2 separate regions of the Homo sapiens genome follow, and region 1 is linked to region 2. The links are chromatin loops, found by intact Hi-C in ENCODE. Cell type or tissue: chondrocyte. All regions are shown on one strand. Links, peaks and the distances in the headings refer to the core of each region. The heading gives the core; the rest is flanking DNA.

Region 1 (10,962 bases), core at 996-8,995, 520 kb before region 2:
AATAAAAAATTTGATACATTTCATTATAATCAGAACTGTTCATCAAAAGACACCTCAAAGAAAGTATCTGAAGTTGGATTTCCTAGAAGCAGAACCTGAGATGGAGATTTTTGTGCAAGTGATTTATTGAGGAAATGCCCTCAGGAAGAACCTATAGGGAAATGAAAGAAGCAAAACAGGGAGGGGAAGGAGTTGACTAAGGATGTGGTTTCAGCTGGAGACTAGTGTCAGCCAAATCCCATGGAAAACTGTGGGCACATGAATTATACCACAGAGGAAGTATTTCCTGGAGGGAAAGGAGTCAGCCTCTTGTATCTGTGTATTCATCAATTATTGGTTGCAGGCTGAACCCAGGGTAGGACACAAAAACTTTTGGGTGAGGCATGTCCATTTGCCAGGCACAGTTCTTTTGAGAAGGATGTAGTTGTGAATTGGTAACAGTTAACATTCATTTGAAAACAGCATCTACCAGGAGACTCAAAAGACAAGATTCCAACCAGGAAAAGATACTGACAATATATATGACTGACAGAGAGTTTGTATCAAAAATAAAAAGAAGTTCTACAAATAATTTTTAAAAATACATAAGGACGATATCTGAAGATATTCTCAATCTTATTAACAATTGAAGAAATGCAAATCAACACTAAAATGAGATACCATTTTACATCTACATGCTTGATAAAATATTACAATTCTGGCAATAATAATTATTGCAGAGAATGTGGATCATCAGGATCTCTCATACTTTGTTGGTGGGTTTATAAATTGTTATAACCACTTTGTAAAAGCAACTTGGCATTCTCCTGTAAAGTTATACATTCATATAATTTACAACCTGGCAATTACGCTCCCTCAAAATGTTAAATCATTCATGGCAGCATTATTCATAGCAGCAAAAACAAACAGAAAAAACTGAAATGACTCAAATTTGTATAAATAAAACAATGATTAAATAAATACTGGTATATTCATATAATGGAATATTACTCAGGAGTGAAAATCAAGAAACTGCAACTATATCAAAACAGTATGGATACATATCAGTAATATAAAGTTGAATTAAGAAAATCTAGTTCCAGAAGACTCTATGGAATATAATTTTAATACAACATTCAAAACAGGCAAAAATGAACCAAAACTAAACTAACTGTAAAAACAAACAAACAAACAAAGAAATGGTAAACATGCAATTCAAAATACGGATACTTTAGGGTTGGGCAGTAAACCAAGGGTTGGTGAGATGGGAAAAGAGTAGTATAGAGATATAGATAGCTAATGACAATATGTTAGGTATAAGGTTGAATGATGGATTCATGTGTATTAGTCATATCATTCAAATATGAATCCATGCATACACACATAAAATTAGGGATATGCATAAACTATCGATGACTGTGATAAACCTAAGAATAATATTAATCCAATTTCATACACCTGAGCTCTATTTAAGTAAAAGAATAGCTCCAAGGAATAAATTTATGAATGCATGGATGGTCTAAAAATTCCACTTAATTTAATATAGTCCACTAGATTTAAAGTCAAAAAAGGAGAGTTGATTTCCTGTCTTCCATTCATTTCTCATGGATATGGGGCAAGACTTTCTGAGTCTCAGGCTTCTCACCTTCCCTATTTGAAAAATGGCACTAAATACAGCTACTCTTACAATCCTGTGTGGTAATCTTGAAGTTCAAAAGGAGATCACATATGTAAGCTCGCTGTGTAAATTACAGATAGACGTATAGCTAGATATAAATATGTACATATCTTTAGATAAGAGAGATAATGATTGAGGATTGAATAGGTAATAATCGGTAGTCATAACAAAAAATGTTCCTGAATGTGTGCTGTGTGCCAGGCATGGAGCTAGGCACTGTCCAGCTGTGGAAATATATGTGTAGGCTGCTAACTGTAATGAAAATTGATAACATTCATATAGGGATATGATGTCAAAGTGTTGTTGGAACAGTAGTGTGAACTGGAGAAGACTTCACTGGAGATAAAATTGTGATGGTTCTTTAAGGATGAGCAATTTGCCAAGAAAGAAAAGAGGGAGGCTTCCAAGGTAGTTTGAACAGCATGTGACTTAGACAAGTTTAGGAAATGATGAGATTTCGGCATGACAGGCAGAAGACTGCAACCAAATTGATATTCAACTGGCACCAGAGTAGAGAACAGACCTCAAATTCTTGAAAGTAAAGAAATATATTATGCTTGTTATGACTTTTTTAAAAAAAGAATCCATTACATCTAATTTATCCTCAACCAAATCTTTCCCCAAATATTCATAAAGTCCCTTCCTAGAGAATAAGTCAATTACTAAAATGTATTATGCTTTCTGAATCTAACGAGCTATGAAGTTCATTCATAATTAACTTTTGTAAAAAGAAAAATATTTCATGAATACCATTTGTATTATTACTGTGAGATCATTTCCTTTGTACAAAGGAGAATAAACTTCAGAGCTCTATCAGCTCCACCCAATTCATTAAAACTTGTCTTTGATCCATAAGAAACATCCTAAGGTTTTTCCTCACTCAAAATTCTCTACTAAGCTTACTCGTTAAATTATCCCTGGGTCCTATCTTATATTTATTGAACTGTCTGAGAAAAACCACAGTGCCCACATCACTTGGAGACCCTTTATTCATGGCCTTAAAAAATGCCCCAACCACCAACAACGAAGAGATGATTGTATTACTCATTACTACTGTATAAATAGGGCCTTTTAATGTCTCATTTTATTGTAGTCTGGACAATTTTTTAAATATAATAGAATCCTGGTTTTGGGTTGTTACTTTACTTTAAAAGGAAAGTGAAGTGTCCCACTGTCTTTTAGAGAACAGACTAGAATACCATTCAAAGCAATAGTTGCCAAATTTTTAATTCTTCTATTGAAAATTAGGATTAATTTATTTTTTCTCTACTGGCTCAAGATTGCTATTTCCTCTAGATTCAGATAGGTCTACATTGGCAGAGAAAGTAAACAGCTTCTGCAAGAGCACCATATATCATACAGCTAATTTAGGGTCTTTCAGTAAATCGAGGGATTCATTTGGTATCTTGAAAGATCAATGCTACTTAAATGGTAAATAGTAGATGACAGACATCATTCTTTGTACATATTGCCATTACCTTTGGTTCCTCCTTTGTCCATATTCTCATTTCACTTGAAAGTTTTTTGTGGATTATCTCATCTACTCTCATAACTATACTTACCATTTCTAATTCTTTCTGAATACCTGTCAATACCTCTAGCCCCTACCTCTCCATTTGGCTCCAAATCGATTTATCCTAATTTGTATTGTATCTATTTGAATGCCTCCAAAGCATTTAAGTCTTATCATTTTCAAAACTAGACTCATCTATCCTATCCTTCCTCAACTTGCTCTCCAACCCGTATTCCAATATTTACTTATTTGTAACCTCCAAACAAGAAATCTGGGACTATCCTTGACCCAGTCCTTTTAAAATCCAATTTCCAAGTTCAGGGGATGGTTATTCCCTAAATATTTCTAAAATATACTCAATTGTATTTATTCCCATTACCACTTCCTTAATTCTAACCTTTATTATTCCATATCCCTATTACTATATTGCCCTCTTAAATAATTCCCTGCCTGTGTTATTTCCCTCTTCTCATTTTTGCGTCATATGTCTACAAGAATGCACTATCTAAAATGAAAATATAAATAAGTCCTTCACCTGCTTAGAACTTTTTGATGGTGTCACATTGACACTAAGAAAAAGAAATCCAAGAGGTTAGCATGACATAGGCCATCATGGTCTGGGTAGCTACTTCCATAGTCTTAGCTCTTGTTATTCCTCTCTTTATGTCTTAAGATCCAGGCACACTAAACTAGTGGCAAATTTGCTATATTCCTTTGCCTCATGAATGTTCCTCTTACTTGAAACACCCTTCCCCCTCTTTCCATTTGCTATAATTGCCTTTTTTTTTTAAGAGACAGCTCAAGCTTTATCTTATTTTAGATGATTTCCCTTATTCCTGGAAAGAATTTATGATTTCTTCCTTCTCTGTGTTCATCCTCTTTCTTGCACTCTGCCATAGCATCCATCAAACTGATTGTTTTTATTTGTTTACACGTTTATATCCCTCATTTAAGTATCAGCATTTTAAGGACAGAGGCCATGTCTTGTACATCCTGTTCCTACCACTCCAATTAGTGTCCAATCCAGAATAAGAATCTAGTAAATATTAGTTTCACAGTTAAATGGATTTCTTAAAGAAACAAATCAAGAGCCATAGAATATGTAATTTTCTACCCTGTTCTCATTTCAAACCAAGTATTAAATTTTTCCCAGGATGATTGTGTAAATGTCCGCATTCTTTATAGAAAACTCCACCTTTCATCAGCAGAGGTACTGTGTGGCCCTGTGGCCACCACAAGACCATGATGCAACAGGGTAACAGTCCAACATCAATACTGTTTGAAAGACTCAGGCATTTATCTCTGAATTCACTACTTGACCAAGGTCACATCACTAGGAAAGGAAGGAGCGAAGCATCAAATCCAGTCCCATTTGACTTGTGCCAAGCTCACTCAACCCTTTTGTCCAATTTGTCCCCCAACTTGAGTTAAACGGTGGGGCTGCATTTCTTTTCCTGCAGTCATGAAGTCTCTGTTACTAATCTCTTTTGATCATGCATCTTGGTCAAAACAAGCAATAATCTGCAGCCTAAATTCCTTAATAAAGAAATATTTCTCTCAAAGTAGCAGCAAAGTATGCAAGGAAATAGCTTTGCTAAAGCATACATCTAATTTGCATTGCCAAATAGCACATTTCTTCATTTAGTCTAAAACATATGCATTCAGGTTATCCAACAAGGTGGATGGCGATGAGGTGGGGTGGGATGGAGAGTAGTTACATTAACATTTGCATAGCTGAATACATATATCCAGATGATTCTTTTCAAAACAAAGATATAATGTGCTTCAAAATTTAATCAAAATATCTACCACTTGCAAAACAGAAACTCTACAAGCTCTGATATTACTTTTTAAAAATTGCCTTTCATTGAGGTTTTAAGCAAAAAACCCTTAAAGTCAAAGTGATTCAGAACAAATAAATGCATGAAAAAATAACAATAACACAAATAGTCATAATAACAATAGCAATTATTAAAATAATATAAAATAGAGTTTCTTATTGGCCAAGGTTTGTTTAAACATTTTCATATATGTTAATCTATTTAATCCTCACAACAATCTTTGTGGTAGGTACAATTATTATCTCCATTTTACAGAGAAATTCACTGAGATGCAGAGATTAAATAACTTGGCTATACTCACATAGCAGTAACTGATAGAGCTGAAATTCAAATTCAGGTCTATTTCAGAGTCTATACATCTATGCTCTTAACCACTACAATAAATGATAAATATGGGTGTCATATTATAAAACACATGCATATGTATATGCATACACTCCATTCTCAAATCATAATGAACATAAATTTCTATACACATAGATGCAGATTTAAATGCATACACTATATATAGACACATATGCTCATATGTGTTATATGCATATACATAGAAAATGGAGACATACATATTTATACATACACACAAATATGAAAATATACAATATGTAATAAATATAAAATATAAATATAGCAACAGTTTTAGTAACTTTTCCTACAAAATCCCAATTGGGACCCTCAAATTCAACAATATGAAAATGAGAAAAAAACTTCTCCTTAAAATTATATTTAGCAAATGTTTTCCAAGAAATATTATTTAATCACTTCAGGGAAGCGGAACTTTCTAAGGCTGTAGCCAAGTAAAACTTTTGAAAATTGTTTTGTAATGTTTACCCAGTGAGATCATATTTTCATTGCCCTGATGAAATACAGGTGCAAAATCTAAATACATTAGCCCCCATAGTGCAGTGTTTCCTGCTGAGTTCCTTTCTTAGCAAGGCTGAAATCCTTCCACCTCTTTTTCTTCTACCTCTGTCCTTCACCCCAGAATTTGCTGGACTCATGTGATTCTAATAATATCCACTAAAAAAGAAAACATCAGGGAAATACTGTTTACTGAATGTCTACTATGTGTCAGTAGCTTTAACAAGCATTATTTCATTAAACTTACTCAACAATGTTATGTGGGGTATATTGTTTTTACAGAAGGAGAAACACGGGCTCAGATAAGTTAAGCAACATACTCAAGAAAACAAAGCTATTATGAAGCCAGAAGCTCGTGGTGTTCCCATGTTGTCATAGCAGAAAGAAAGAAGGAATAGAATTATAGAATATCATTGTTGGAATGAACCTTATTTATCAAATTGTAATTATCTGTTTACTATGTACTCCTGGAGGGAAGTGAATAATTTTTTGTTCATATTTGAATCTCCAACCATGTGCAAAGTGCTGGCACAGAGAAGGCACTGTATAGCTTTTTATTTTTTTATGGTATAAAAATATATTAAAATATCCAAGAGCTCATATGTGTCAGACATTTTGTTATCCTTGTCATATACTTTCTCTCATTTAATAGACTCTAGCATTACCTCCTAACATTGCATTCGAGAAACTGAGGGCCATGAAGGTGAAGCAGTTTATTCAAAGATACCCAGTGAGTTTGAAAGTGACAGTTTGAAATTAGTACTTTTTGTACACCACAGGAAATAATTCTTCTTTACTGTTACATTTTTGTTTAGATTATTTGAACTAAATAGATTTGAATCAAACGGAAAACTATAGATTCCTTGCTCAAATAAACTGCCAGTGCCAGTTCACAGAGCAGATGGAAAGAATGTTTACTCCTAATAGTGCTAGGAGGTTAAGGCGTCGGTTGTTTCCATAAGCAGGGGGGCAGCACCCTCTAGCCTAGAGCCCATGCTCCCATGCTGATGGCCAGAGCTGCCAACCATAAATCAAAAGGGTAACAGCTTCTGCTGGGGATTCAGATCCGCATATCCCCGCATGGAAACTAAAATCTTTCTTGCTTCTTAATTCAATCACATACCCAACCGGCAATCTTGCATATCAAAATGGGAATCCTGGGAGGCTGTTGGAATATGCAGATCAACAGAAGCTAATTAGCATTAACTTGCAGCCATCCTGAACTGATTGGCAGCACAGCTGTGGGGACCCAACAAAACATGCTGAGTCGCATGTTTGTCAGGCCACCTGCCACTTGGCAGAATCCAAAATAGTGCAAACCACCAGGCCATAATAACTCAGTGACCTTAGTTTGGGAGGAGTAGGGAACAGACATATTTGGATCACGCAGTAATTAGTATGGCCTTCACCTGACACGCATGCAACAATAGGCTTCATGGCAGTACCTTCCTCATCTGATACGTTGACGTCTTAATTCGGGTTGACAGCTTCTTCCTGAGGCTACCAGTCTTCCATGAAGTTTGTAATGTTACTCATGATCACTGCAGCTTGCTGGGGCTATAGGCACTGAGACTCTCGATGTATTTGAGATGTAGAATTTCATCTCCTGGAGCTTGGCTCTCATTTTTTAAGAATGGTACATTTTAGGAAAAAAACACAAAAGACATTAGCGAGGGTACATGCCAGGGAGCTTGGGGGCCTGAGATGTTCTGAGATATTGTGGGCTTTGTTTTTATTGGACTTTCAGGTATTATTGAAAACCTGAATTCCCTCTGACTATCCGTAGTGAACCTTTCGCAATTTCCTGCTAGGGTAAGTTCACTGTTTCAAAAATCCTCTTAGTAACTTTTACACTATCCCTCCCTACCACTGGTGGTAACCCCTCCTCCCTTTACACATGGTTTGTGAAATGTCTTAAAAATATATTTCACTTGGAGTGGGTGCAACTCCAACCCTGAGATAGCCAAATAGGTTTCAGCTTGTATCTCGGCTCTGGTCAATTGATAATGACAGCTGGAACACTGGATGGGGAAGGCTTTGAAGTCATATTCTTGCTCACAAGGAAAGGATGATGTGATGGGTGGAGATGGGATCAATGGACCATGAACCAAGTAAATGTCATCTTTACTCTAAATTACTCTTCAATCACTATTTTTTTCTTAAAGTTTTATTGTATTTTTAATTGACAAATAAGAATTGTATATAATTATGGGCTACAATGGGATGTTTCAATACATTTATACACTGTGGAATGATAAAATTAGGCTAATTAGCATATCCATCACCTCAAATATTTATAATTTCTTTGTGGTGAGAGCATTTAAAATCTTTTCTTTTTGCTGTTTTGAAATATACAATACGTTATTGTTAACTATAGTCACTGTGCTGTGCAATAGAATATCAGAACTTATTCCTCTTATCTCACTGATGTTGATCAATGTCTCCCCTTTCCCATCCACTCCTCCCTCAATCCCAATCTCTAGTAACCACCATCATTCTACACTCTACCTCTGTAAGTTCAACATTTTTAGATACCACATGTACGTGAGATCATACAGTATTTGTCTCTTTGTACCTGGCTTATTTCATGTAACATAATGTGTTCTAGGCTTATCCATATTGTCAAAAATGAAAGAATTTCCTGGGTTTTTAAAAGGCTGAATAGTATCACATTGTGTACGTATACCACACTTAAAAAAATCCATTCATCCATTGATGGACATTTAGGTTATTTCCATAGCTGGGCCATTGTGAATAATGCTACATTAAACATAGGAGAGTAGGTAACTCTTCTACATACTTATTTCAATTCCTTTGGGTATATACTCAGTAGTGGGATGGTTGGATCATGTTGGAATTTTATTTTTAATTTTTTGCAGACCCTTTATGTTGTTTTCCAAAATGGCTGTACTAATTTACAATACTATCAGCAGTGTATAAGAGTTCCCTTTTCTTCACATCTTTGCCAAGACTTGTCATCTTTCGTCTTTTTAATGATGGTCAATCTCTCATTGTGGTTTTAATTTGCATTTCTCTGATGATTGAAGATGTTTAGCAATTTTTTTGTTTGTCTGTTGGTCATTTATATGTCTTCTTTTAGAAAGATCTATTCAAGTCCTTCGCCCTTTTGAATAGGGTTGTTTGTTTTCTTGTTATTTTGTAGTTTGAGTTCTTTGTATATTTAAGATATTAGCCTCTTATCGAATGTATGATTTGCAAATATTTTCTCCCAATTGGTGAGTTGTCTCTTCACTCTATTAATTGTTTACTGTGCAGAAGCATTTTATTTTGATGAAATCCCGTTTGTCTATTCTTGCTTTTGTTGCCCACGCTTTTGAGGTCATATCCAAGAAATCACTGCCCAGATCAATGTCATATAGCTTTCTCCTATAATTTTTCTGATTGCAGACCTTATGTTCAAGTGTTTAATCCATTCTGAGCTGATAATTGTATAAGGAGTGAGACAAGGGTCTATTTTAAATCTCTGTATGAAAATATTCAGTTTTCCCACCAACATTTATTGAAGAGACTATTCTTTACCCATTGTGTATTCTAGGCACCCTTGTTGAAAATCAATTGGCTGTAGATGTGTGGGTTTATTTCTGAACACTCCGTACTACTCCATTGGTTGATGTGTCTGTTTTTAATAGTAGTATCATGCTGTTCTGATTTCTATAACTTTGTAAAGTATTTTTATCCAGTAGTCTGTTGCTTCAAGCTTTGCTCTATTTGGTCAAGACCTTCTTAGCTTCTTAGGTCCTTTTGTGGTTCCATATAAATTTTAGAAATTTTTTTCTATTTCTGCAAAGAATGACATTTGAATTTTGATAGGGATTGCATTGAATTGGTAGATCACGTTGTGTAGCATGGTTATTTTAACAGAATTAATTCTTCAGTCCATCAACATGAAATATCTTTACATTTATTTGTGTAATCTTTAGTTTCTTTTGTCAATGTTTTACAGTTTTCAGTATACAGATATTTTGATGCCTTGGTTAAATTTACTCAAACATTTTATTTTTTGATACTATTATGAGAGAAATTTTCTGAATTTATTTTCAGACAGTTCATTGTTAGTGTATAGTAATGCTACTGATTTTTGATTTTGCAGTCTGTAACTGCACCCTGCAACTTTATTCAATTTGTTCATCAGTTTCAACAATTTTTTGGTGGGGTCTTCAGGATTTTCTGTGTACAAGATCATGTTGTCAGCAAACACATAATTTCACTTTATCTTTTCCAGATAGCTGCTGGAATTGAGCCTGTTGTATGAGAGACTTAGTTACTAATTCAATTTCCTTACTTGTTCTTGATCGGTTTAGATTTCAAATTTCTTTATAATTTAGTGTTGGTAAGTTATATATTTTAGAAATTTATTCATTTCTCTAGGTTGTGCAATTTGTTGGTGTATAGTTATTCTTAGCAGTCTTTTGTGATCATTTGTATTTTTGTGTTACCATTTGTAATGTTTCCTCTTTCATTTCTGACTCTCTTAATTTGATTCTTCGCTCTTTGTTCTTGGTCTAACTAAGATTTCGTTAGTTTTGTTTAGTTTTCCAAAAATCCAACGCTTACGTTAGTTTATCTTTTCTATTGTTTTTCTAGTCTCTATTTCATTTATTTCTGCTGTGGTCCTTGTTATTTCCTTTCTTGTGCTAACTTTGGGCTTAGTTGGTTCTTCTAATTTCTTGAACTGTAATGTTAGGTTGTTTATTTGAGATCTTTCTTCTTTGTTGATGTAGGCATTTATTGCTATAAACTTCCCTCCTCTAAGTGCTTTATTTATCTCCAAGGTTTTCATAACTCGTGTTTCCATTTTTTGTCTTGATATTTTAATTTTTTTTAAAAAAATTTCTTCTTTGACTCAATAGTTGTTCAGGATTATATTGTTTAATTTCTACAACTTTTTTATTTTCTATGATTTTCTCCTGTTATTTATTTCTAGTTTCACACTTCTGTGATTAGAAAAGATGCTTGATAAGATTTTGATATTTTAAAATTTGTTAAGACTTGTTTTGTGGTCTAGCATAGTATCTATGTTGGAGAATATTTTGTATGCACTTGAAAACAATGTATATTCCACTCAACAGCAA
Region 2 (10,962 bases), core at 331-8,330:
CCTAGTTTTATCTTTTGATGTGGCAAGAACCCAGCTACTTAGAATCTCCTTCTGTTTTAATAAAACTTATTATTAATATTACATGTTTGATTTTTTCCTACATTGCTAATCAAACTATGTTGTTTCAAACCCCACAATTCCACATAGTAAAAAAAACATTAAATGTTGCCACTTCCCCACAGTGCCTGGAACCTAGTAGACCTATGAACATCATTTTTGGATAGGTAAATCATCCCTTCTCCTGGTCATTATTCTAGGAAGGATTTCCATACCATAAGAAAAATAAAAGTATTACCAATACACTATCTTAATCTTAAGCAGTAGAAGAAACATTTCAAGTGAGGTTTTCTGAACAAGTCCAATATTTTCTGCAGTACAAAACTAAACAACATTACACTGTCTCCAGGGGTATTTTCCAAAAGTCCAAGATAGAAGTTTTGAGGAAGGACTCCTTGGGACAAAGCGTTTTGGGAATAGGTAACATCCTTTGCTCTGCCTGGACAGGAAAACCAGGTGGAACTTTCCATCAGCTCCCATAGTTCTTCTGTTCTTAACATCCCCCCTGACTTTGCACCACTCACATAGCACACAGTTACACACGTATCACACCATACAGGTAGCATGAGCTCATTGAAGAAACACTGGCCTGGAGCTTCAGAGACAATGTGCTCCCAGCACCATCACTAATACTGGGTGATCAGGGTACTGAGTTTCCAATCTGTGTGCCAGACAAAATGAACAAGTTAGGTCAAGGGGAAAATCAAACAGAAAGGCCTCTGAGCATCCCTTTCTATCCATTTTATAAAATGAGGTGCTTCATGTACTCTTATAGACAAGGCCTTAAGAACAAAACTATTTGGATCCACTGAAATAAATGGTCTCTAAGGGTCTTCTAGTCTGACCTGCTTTGGTTTTTATAATCCTTGAGTTGTCCAGAAAAATGACTCTTGAAACCGACTGACCACCCTTTCTAGAACCCTTGGACTTTCTGGCTGCCTTTTAGGTCAAAAGAGCAAGCAAATAGACACGGCTTTCTCATTCTAACAAAATGCCAAGTAAGGACAATTAGAATAGTAGGTCAAAAATTTAATATGCCTTGAGCAACTATTGTGTTTGAGGAACCTGACATACTTTGTTTGGTCTATCTCTGACAATTCAATAAGACAGGTTTCACAGCTCTGTTTCACAGATGAGGAAACAGACTCAGAGGACAAGAAAGCTGTTTGGTTGTGCCAGTTAATATCTGCTAGAAGGTTCGTGCTTCCTGTGAAGGACTGGTCAACTGATACTGAGAAGGTCTCACTTTACCCTTCATCTCTGGGAGTAAGTGGGTTGGAGAGGCAGTTTGGGTAAAAGAAGATCCTAAACCTGAAGTCGGGGTTATTAGACAAAATCATAAGGCCCTGAAGAGCAATGATTTTACCTTGCCCAATTCTTAATATCCAATATCTAGCATAGTTTCTGATAAGTAGCCTCAGCATCCCCAAGCTACACAAATGCAGGGGGCTGCATTTACATAGAATGCAGCATGAAAGGTGCCACCAGAGCTGTGTGACCACAGGTTAAGCATAACCTGTACTATAGTCTTGGCTGAATGAATACTTCTATAAGTAGGGTAACCTTTACCAGATCTAGATCCACAGTCACCCTACTACCCTACCCCCCATATTTCCACACAGAGTAGAAAAAGAATAAATAGCTTCAAAAATAGCCAAAATCTGGCTCTTGCACTTAGCGGGTGGTAGACTTGACAAGTTGCTTAATCCCCCTGGAGTTCAGTTCCTTCATCTATAAAACAGAAGCAATTACATCTGTTTGAAGGATTGTTATAAACATTGAAAGCAATGCCATTTGAACAGTTCTTTGCATGTAATAACGATATACCCTTTTATGTCCCTTCCCTTAGCTGCTGAACATTCAAGAAGCTTCCAAAGTACTTTGAACAACGGTCTATGTGAAATGGCATAGGGAGGTCAGGCCACTACTACAGTAAGAACAAATTTTGAGATGTATCTGCCTTCTAGAGTCAAGTATCAATTGCTTTTGCATCGTCTCCTGGAATTCTCCACTGCTTTTCCCCAAGGGGTGTGTGTGTGTGTGTGTGTGTGTGTGTGTGTGTGTGTGTGTGTGTCTGTCTGTCTGTCTTAAAGAAAAAATTATTCTGACTCTTGTTAAAATCGTAAGGCAGGTTTTACTCAAAACTATCACAATAGTCATAGGAACCACTGCAATGGAGTTTTGCAGTAGGGGAGAGATATTGGGCTCAACTCTAAATTCAACAAGAAAAAGTGGGAATTGATAGACAAGGAGCATTGGGGAGGGGTGTTGGTGGATGGAAATTACTAAGAAGTGCCAGGAAGTCATTATGGTTCAGAATATCATTATGATCTCTATGCTGGAACTTCATGGTTTACTTATAGAAAGTCTGTTACTTTTCTCCCTTTTTTCTCAGAGCTGTGTCATTGTGAACTTCTAATAACCACTGTGTTGGGAAAGTCTGGTGTCAGTCTTGACCAGTGTCCTCCAAAAAAACCTTCCCAAATGGATGTCTGTGGATAGTGGACTGGTTATCCTTCAGTGTGCTCTGGAGATGCTTGGTGTCAATTGAGTATGTCCCAACTCCCCCAAAAACCTCAGGCTTTAAGGATGGAAAGGGCACAGAATGACAGAGGCAGGTTCTCATCAGCTGGGCAGACTCTTTCCCAGCTGTGTGGCCCTGAACAAGTCCCTACTTACCTGAGAGCATCATTCATATTAAATGAGATAATGCATGCAAATTGCCCAGTGCTATGCCTGGCACATAGACATGCTCCATAAGGGAAACTAGCTTATTTTAGTCTTATACAGGATTTCATTTTACCCCATCCAATGGGCCAAATGGTTGAATGCCTTTTCCAGGTACAGACATTTTCCAAGCCCACAGATGGTTCACCGACTGTGTGGTCCTGGAGGGCACAGAATATGTGTTCCACATTCCTGTCTCTCATTCTCTGTCCTGTACTTACTCCACAAAGTAAACCAATGAGGTTGGCATTACCATGCCCATTGTACAGGTGAGAAACAGAGGCTCAGGGTAGTGTATGTACTTGCCTAAGGACTTATAGCTGTGAGTGACTGAGCCAGGATTAGAACCCAGTCTTGCATAACTCCAAGTTCCTCAATGCTGTTGGCCACAGTTAGAGCAAATAAACCATACAATTCTCTTTAGCATGTGTGGTGTGTCCCTCCCAGCAAGTCTGGAGGTGACTGCAAGCCAGGAACAAGATCTTCCTGTCTTTGTGACCAGCGCAGAGCTCAGACGCACTGCCGAGTGGGCACCTGGCAATCATCTGCTAAGTGGAGCCCCCACGGGTACATTTTGAAAACCCAACAGCTTTTTGCCCTCTTCCCATCCTCCAGCTTCATCACTGCCTTCTGGGAACTGGAACAAAGATGGTTTTCAGGACTCTGGCATGGTATGTTCACACTACCAGAAGCACAACTGTAGAGATGGCGCAGTCCAAAAAGTTTGCTAAGTGCTTGCTGACTCTTCTGAGGAATTTCCCAAGATCATTAAGAGAAACAATAACAGGGGGTTTGATATTCTAATTGGGATCAGAGATTGGACAGCTTTGGAGCTGGCCAGAGAACTGTGAAGCTCTGAAAACAAATGCTCTCCTTTCTTCTCTCCCTCTCTTCACTCCTCTCTCTTCTAAGAGCCTTTCAGCTACAGTTCCAATGTTCCTTAGCAACAAAGGCGGGGTTCCCAGAGTCGGGCGTGCCTTAGGAATGCCAGCCATTTCCCTCATTAGCATTCGGGGGCCCTCATCTGCCTGCACAGTTGGCCACGGGACTGTGCAAAAGGCAAAGAGGCTTGCGGGAAGCCCAGCATCAAGCGTGGTTTGTTGGGAATGGGAAACCTCCACAAAGAGTTTTCAAACAAAAGGCATCAATATTATTTGTGGAGCCATCAGACTGCCTGGGGCACAATATGGCTCTGGCTGGGCCACATGCTCTCTCTCCAGGTTCTGTGTGAAGGCTTAATGGGGCTTCCCAGACACCTCTTGGCCAAGAACGCTAGCACATTGGAACGTCTCCCACCTCTTCCCTTCTCTCCTGTGCTGTCTTTCTCCAGACTCAGTTTATCCAGGATGGACAATGGGTGGAATCCATGGGCGGATTCCAACTGGCAGTGGGAGTGCCCGGAGGAGGAAGTTGACAAAGGGTAAATGGTCAGATGGTAGGACAATCGCAAACAGATGGTGCTGCTGGGAATGGATTCCAGGCAAATTCACAGGCAGATTGAGCTCTGACAAAGGCTGATCGAGACTTAGCTGGTGAAGAGAAATTGGCACTTTGAACCAAGCACTTGCTTAAAACACACACCCCACTCTCCCACACTATCTTCAACAGCTACACAAGGGCGACACCTAGCCTGGTTCTGACTCACCCGGATTCCAAAATACTGATCAATAGACCAATCTCTGGAAGATTACAACCAGCAAAACTATTTCTCAACATTCTCATAGAACCAGCCCTAAGCAGGGTTTCCTTCAGCCTGCATATTCTTGGACACCTTCAGGGACATGGATCTCACTACTTGTCTTCTTTTGCTTTCCAGACAGCTCCAGCTTGTTCTTCTAAAACAAGTTCCTCTTCTAGTCCCTTTTTTCTCTCCCTTGTGGCCAAAGAGAATGCAAAATGTGATCAATAATTGTAGCAAAAACTAACTCTGTGCCTGGCCCTTCTAGGCATCAGGGATAATTAAAAAGAAAGAAAGAAGGAAAGAAAACCGTATTTCTGTCCTCCAGAACTGACTTAATTTGGGAGGGATTAGGTGGAAGTGGATTTAGGGGAACAGATGTGTAGGCAAGTGTATTAGTTTGCTAGGGCTGCCATAACCAAGTACTGCAAACTGGCCAGCTTAAACAACAAAACTGTATTACCTCACAGTTCTGGAGGCTAGAAGCCCAAAATCAAAGTATCAATAGAGTTGATTCTTTCTAAGGGCCACAAGGGAGAATCTGTTTCATGCCCCTTCCTTGGCTTAATGTCTTCAGTATTGCTTGACTCGTTGAGGCATGACCTTGATCTATGCCTTCACCTTCACATTACATTCTCCTTCAGTATGTGTCTCTCTCTATGTCAGATTTCCTCTTTTCAATATGGCACCAGTCATATGGAATTAGGGCCCACCAGAACGATGAAGGACCTCATTTTAACTTGATCACCTCTGAAAAGGCTATTCCAAATAAGATCATGTTCTGAGGCACTGGAAGTTAGGACTTCAGCAGAACTTTCACGCAGGGATGCAATTCCACCTATGACAGCAAGTAGGTAAATAACTGTACTAGTGTGATAAGCACTTTCTTAAACTTACCGTGAGAGTAATGAGTGCACAACAGAAAGAATAAACATCTCAAATTGAGTGAATCAATGGGAGCTTATTGGGGGACAAGATGCTTGTGCTCAGCCTGGAATGTTGAACTGGATTCTGCCAGGTGAGTGAAGGCAGATGACCTTTCCTGGAAAGGGACAAGCATATGCAAGCCACATATTATCCCTTTTCCACCTGATGCTTTTTTATGATTTCCTGTCCCCTCCTCCCACAACACACACAATACCCCTAGGTTGTATACACTATGCCCCGCTCTTCCTCGATAAGCCAGGATTGGGATCCTTTCCTCACCCAGGGTGCACTCCTCCAGAGAGTATTGAACACAGGACTCCAGAAATGCTAAAGGCAGCCCCAGGCTAGAAGGACTTGACTTCTGACATTCACATGATTGAAATATAAATCCTCTATTTCATGATGAGTGACTGCCAACAACTGAAGGGGTGACTATTGCCTGAGGTTGGTGGGCATTTCCATAAGATCTTTCAGTGCCCTAACCCCACAAGGTAAGAATTCTGAGTCCCTTGTATCGTCTATTGCAAAATAACTATTGTTCAAAGTTTGCTTCATCCACTTAGGGAATGATACTTTCCAACCTCATTGATGTCAATCAGGCTTGGCCCATAACTTATGACTTATGACTTGCCACCCAGTGAGAGAATTAACTCCATCCTGTTGAGCCTGATCACTGCCTTTTGTCAGTGAAGTTGGGTAGAAGTAACGTCATTCCTAATGGTAGTTTTAAAGGATATTCTGTGGTTCTCCCATGTTCTCTTTTTCTTCACCGATAAGCCTGTGATAGCAGCCTAGAACCCAAAGTAAAGACAACATGGAGCACAGTAGAAATCAACATCATAGACATCAACATGAACCTATACATGAACAAAAACAAGTCTTTGAACATAAACAAAAAATAAGCCACTAAGAATCGAGATTGTTGCCATGGCAGAAGCTTACTGATACACCCTGGCAAGTAGGAGGAAAAGGAATATAATTCCCAACAAGAGCCTTTTAAACGCTGCAGCTTGAAATGCCCATTTGGAATCTTCTGGCTTTCCCTCTCCAACTCATTCATGGAGTCTTTGTTTCTTCAGCAAAATTGGCAGAGATAGCTAGCTGTCCACCAAAATTTGTGCTCCTTCTTTCATAATGGGTGGCTGAAGGTGGAAAGTAGCTGTCGAGCAGGGGCTTCATTTACAGCCCATCTTGCAAACAGACATGGCTTCTTGGCTAGGTCTCACCAGTGGAATGTGAACTGGAGTAATACATGTTCCTTCTGTGCTAGATATTTTAAGAAGCAGCAGGACCTTCTCCACTCTTTATCTTTCCACCATGCTCTTAATGACAAAAACAATTCTGCTTCTTTATTTACTTTCAGATACCTATAGCTGTCTCTCAGAGTGTGTTCCCTGGAATATTAAAACCAGGTGATGCTCTTCCAGACAGGTGTTTAATGTTCAAGTTTGGGAAACACCATAGCCTATATCCCTTCCTCCTTGGTAAGTCTCAATGCCCAAGGACTAACACAATGAAAACAAAACCAAACAAAAAGTCATCTTCTTCTTGTTTAATCCAAGTTCATTTGACCAAAGTAGTTTTTATTTTCAAATATAACATTTTGGCAGTTCTCAGAACCAGTGCTCTGTGCAAGACACTATAGAAAATGCTTTCCTAGGTGAAGTTTCAACACCTTAAGTCTTTTAAGTCACCTACCACACTTACTGATTCAGCAAGCATATTTAAAGCATGCACTATGTCCCAGGCCCTGTGCTCCCAAAGTGTCAGGGCCTCAAGTAGGGCATAGCCTATATGGAATATCAAATCAATATTGTTAAATAAACTGTATACTAATTGCATGGCTGCCATCACTCACCAAATAAGACCAACTGCAGCTTGGCTAACATCTTGCTAGAAACAAGCAGCTCATTGCATCCTTTGACTCACCACTGCCCATCCCTCCTGCCTCATCTGCCACTGTTTTCTCATCTTCATTTCAGCCACATGGACAACTCTTTGCTTCCTAAAGACATTATGCATGTTCCTGACTTTTTGCCTTTGCACACGCAATTTTCTCTTCTTGCAATACCTTTTCTCTTACTTTTAACTGTTAAATTCCTTTTTATTCTGCAAGAACTAGATCAAAGTTACCCTGTTGTATAAAACTTTCCATATCTCAAACCCTGACCTACACCTTCCTCTTTGAACTTCATATGTGTGAACCTCTGAAAAAACAGCCCATCCCAATTAAGTCATATCATCTATTCCCACCAGGGCTGACCTTACTTAACAACACTTTCTACTCCTTACTCAGCCATGGCACCACATGCCCTTAAATTCAGCATGTGGGAGAGAGACTAAAGGAAAAGAAAAGGAGCTAGGAAAGGTATTCCACTCTTTAGGTGCCAGGAGTGGAGGTAGGAATGGAAGAAGTTATAGAGAGATTGATTTTGAATTAATCTGAAAAAACACACTAACAATCAGAGCTGATGAACAATGAAGTAGGCTACTCTATAAGGTTGGTAGCTTCCTGAGAAGGACTCAGGATGGATGAAAATCTGTTCACGATGGGAAATAGTGGTCCCTTTCAAGATGGGTTGTGAAGGATCTGAGAATTTGCCAGGTCTTGGCCTCATGAATCCAATGGCAGAAGAGGAGGGAGAAGGTACCACTACACCTAGGATAAATTCGTGGTCTCTGCTCTTTTATATCCATAATCACACTAGTAACCACATAAACATCTTCTCCAGCTGATTTGCAGTCTGGAAGGCCCTGTCTAAATAAACCCCTGCCATTTATCTGCCATACATCAAACAAAGTACAGTGCACAGTGGGAGTTTCCAGAGCCTGAGATCCAACTTACACTCTGACTTTTGAAGGAGCATTTGGGTTAGATGCTCCTCCAAAACTCGGAGTGTAAGCTGGATGTCAGGCTCTTTAAACTCCCACTCATTATTCCTCCTACCTCCCGGAGGGATGAATTTCTGACCAGGTCAACTGTGATGACCTATGAGTTATCTAGGGCATGTTTCCAAGCATGCCCTTTATCCTCAGAACAACACAGAACAGCCAGGGGTGAAGAGGAACAAAAGAAGAATGGTGACCATCTGCAGATGAGGGTGCTGAGACTCAGAGAAGTTCTGTGACTTTGCTAAAGCTACAGGAGGAACTAGAGATGGAAGTGAAGACCTGCCTTCCTTCTGCACAGCTCTTGTTGCCCATTATTTGCTAGACCTGCCAGTCCTACTGCGTCCTGTCTTATTATCCAGCTTCCAGCAGCAGGTTTGCCCTGTTCCAACAGCCAGGTTGGCAGAGGGTGCAAGAAACTTTGTTGCCACTCAGTGCAGCTTAGGATTTGTTTCCTGCTGCCTTGTGCCAATGTTCACTGAACCTAAGGCAAGGGGAAGGGGACTCTGAATATTGAACACACGCTGTGGGCCAGGTTCTGTGGTCTAATCTAATACTCGTGACAGCCCTGAGAGGTGGGAATTCTTTCTACTTTATGAATGAAGAGGTGAGGCTTGGCAAAAGAGTGGTATAGCCATGGCTTAATCACAGATCTTCCCAGCCCCAAGGCCTGTGATGACCCCCACCCTGGGCCACCTGGAGGAACATGTAATGGCCTGGGTGTAGCTTCATTCTGGAGCTTCTAGTTACTGTGGGCCTCTCCGTCTCAGGAAGGAAAAGAGGAGCTCAGCCCTGCCTATTTCTGTCTTTTTTATTCAACAAGCATTTACTGAGCACCTACTGTGTGTTAGGCCTCAGTGAATAGTTTGAGTGGATTTCCAAAGATATGTCCAGACTTCCTTGCTAATGTTCCTATCCAAACACCACTAGACTTCCTTCCAATACTGACGCTTACCTGGAATTGGTCTGCTGGTAGCTTTTCTCCCTAGTACTTAGGGGATCAGAAAATACATGTCCATTTTCATCTACCTTTCTAATGCCTCAATCTCTCTCATCCTGAGAATGCCAATCAGCCAACACCTTGAATTCCCTCAGCTGTCTCTGGGATCCTGATGAGGCATTGTTACTTATTCCTATATAGATAGCTTAGCTGTTCGTTGACACGAGGCCATCACAGATACTGCAGACATACCACACGGACACTTTAGAACAAAGCATTTGTCATTCTTATCCATCCATCCATTTGTCAGTTCAACACACACAAACCCGTCACTCTGCTTGGTGCTGTGCTGGGTACTGGGCACACGTGGATGAGTAAGGCAACATCACAATCTATGAGAGAAGGCAGACACTAACGCTGTTGAGTACGATGGTGTGCAAGTGTTGTGTGTGAGGAAAACCAGGAGTGCTTAGCCACAGCAGAGAGGCACATGGCTCAGCACAGTAAGAGAAAGGCAGCTGTTGTCAGGGAAGGCTTCCTGGAGTATTTAGGACTAAGCAGAGTCCTGAGAAAGAAAAAGCAATTGGCCAGAGTGGGGATCGGGCGGGGTATTTGCGTGGCAGGGATGAATTTTCTAGGTAGAACGAGCAAGATAAGAGTGACTCTGAGACATGAGTTTGCTCTCTGTTCTGACAATTGTAAACTATGGTTACCTACACACATGAGATGCCAGGTGAAAGTGAAGGAGGCAAAACCAGAGAAAATAGGAGCAGATCTTAAAGACCCTTGATGCTCTTCTAAGACTCAAAACAGGGGGCAAAGGAGTGTGATGTAGTCAGATGAATGTTTTGATTACTTGGGGGCCATTTGAGGAGATAGGTCAGAGACTCAAAAGTGAAAGCAGGAAAACCTACTACATACCACTTGTGTAAATTGGATAAAACATTTAATCATATTGAATTTCAGTCTCTTCATCTGTAAAGTATAGGCCCTTGCAGGAGCTCTTCTGCAGGAGCATTATAAGGGTTGGATACAACATATAGAAAGCCTTACACACAATGTCTGACACTGAACAGGTCTCATAATGGTAGCTGTGTACTTTATAATATTCATGTTCTGTAATAATCTGATCATAAAGACAAAGGAACTTTCAGAGAGATGTGCCTTTCTTAGGAAGGGCATGTGGGATAATGCCATCAGGAGAACAGCTTCAAGGGAGTCATTAACACACACCAGTAAATAATTTATGCATTTGGACCATTTTTCAAAAGCCCTATTATTATTCCTACTCCCTGACTCACAGTGACGCTGGTATTCGCAGCGCATTAGTTAATTTCATGGCCCTGTTGTGAATCTTACAATATTTCATCCCCCTAATTCAAAATATTCATTCCAAGTGGTTCCAACTTCACAAATAAATAATTCCTGTTGGAAAATGGGAGTTTTTCCATCTGCCCAGCCCATTTTCCATCTGTTCCTACAAGCTCATGGCAGGACAGAGCTGGGTCATGAGGCCCTGTTGATTGGTCCTGATTTAAGAAGAAATGGCTTTCTCCCAGATGGATTGCGCGTTAGTGATAAAGATTAGTTTCCACTGTTATCAGTTACTGTGTTATGAGACAGTTTTAAGGATCTGGAAAACAATCGAAAAGTACATGACAGAAGAAAGAAGAGAAGTGTTGTGTTGTCTTAGCTCCCACGATGAGTTTGACATTCTTCTAGGCACCATATACACCATGCATAC

Evidence for each region. A loop is a pair of places that touch in the nucleus more often than their neighbours do. Peaks named below come from ENCODE experiments on the same cell type or tissue, not always from the same donor. Only the 100,000 strongest peaks of a DNase experiment are listed, where the experiment ranks them.
Region 1: a loop joins it to region 2, with 2.5 times the contacts of the local background. A loop is called at or near these places in 1 of 110 quality-filtered maps.

What each region holds. Positions count from the first base shown.
Region 1 is chr1:60,499,623-60,510,584 of GRCh38, reverse strand. No RefSeq gene overlaps it. Among named protein-coding and RNA genes, the nearest start is that of LINC01748, 120 kb to the left of the region's middle. In chondrocyte, for the core only: no CTCF peak of the experiment used is centred there; no DNase peak of the experiment used is centred there.
Region 2 is chr1:59,979,513-59,990,474 of GRCh38, reverse strand. C1orf87 (chromosome 1 open reading frame 87) reads left to right here. Exons shown (of 12, transcript NM_152377.3): 12 at 1-81. Among named protein-coding and RNA genes, the nearest start is that of CYP2J2, 58 kb to the right of the region's middle. In chondrocyte, for the core only: no CTCF peak of the experiment used is centred there; a DNase peak (open chromatin) is centred at 3,791.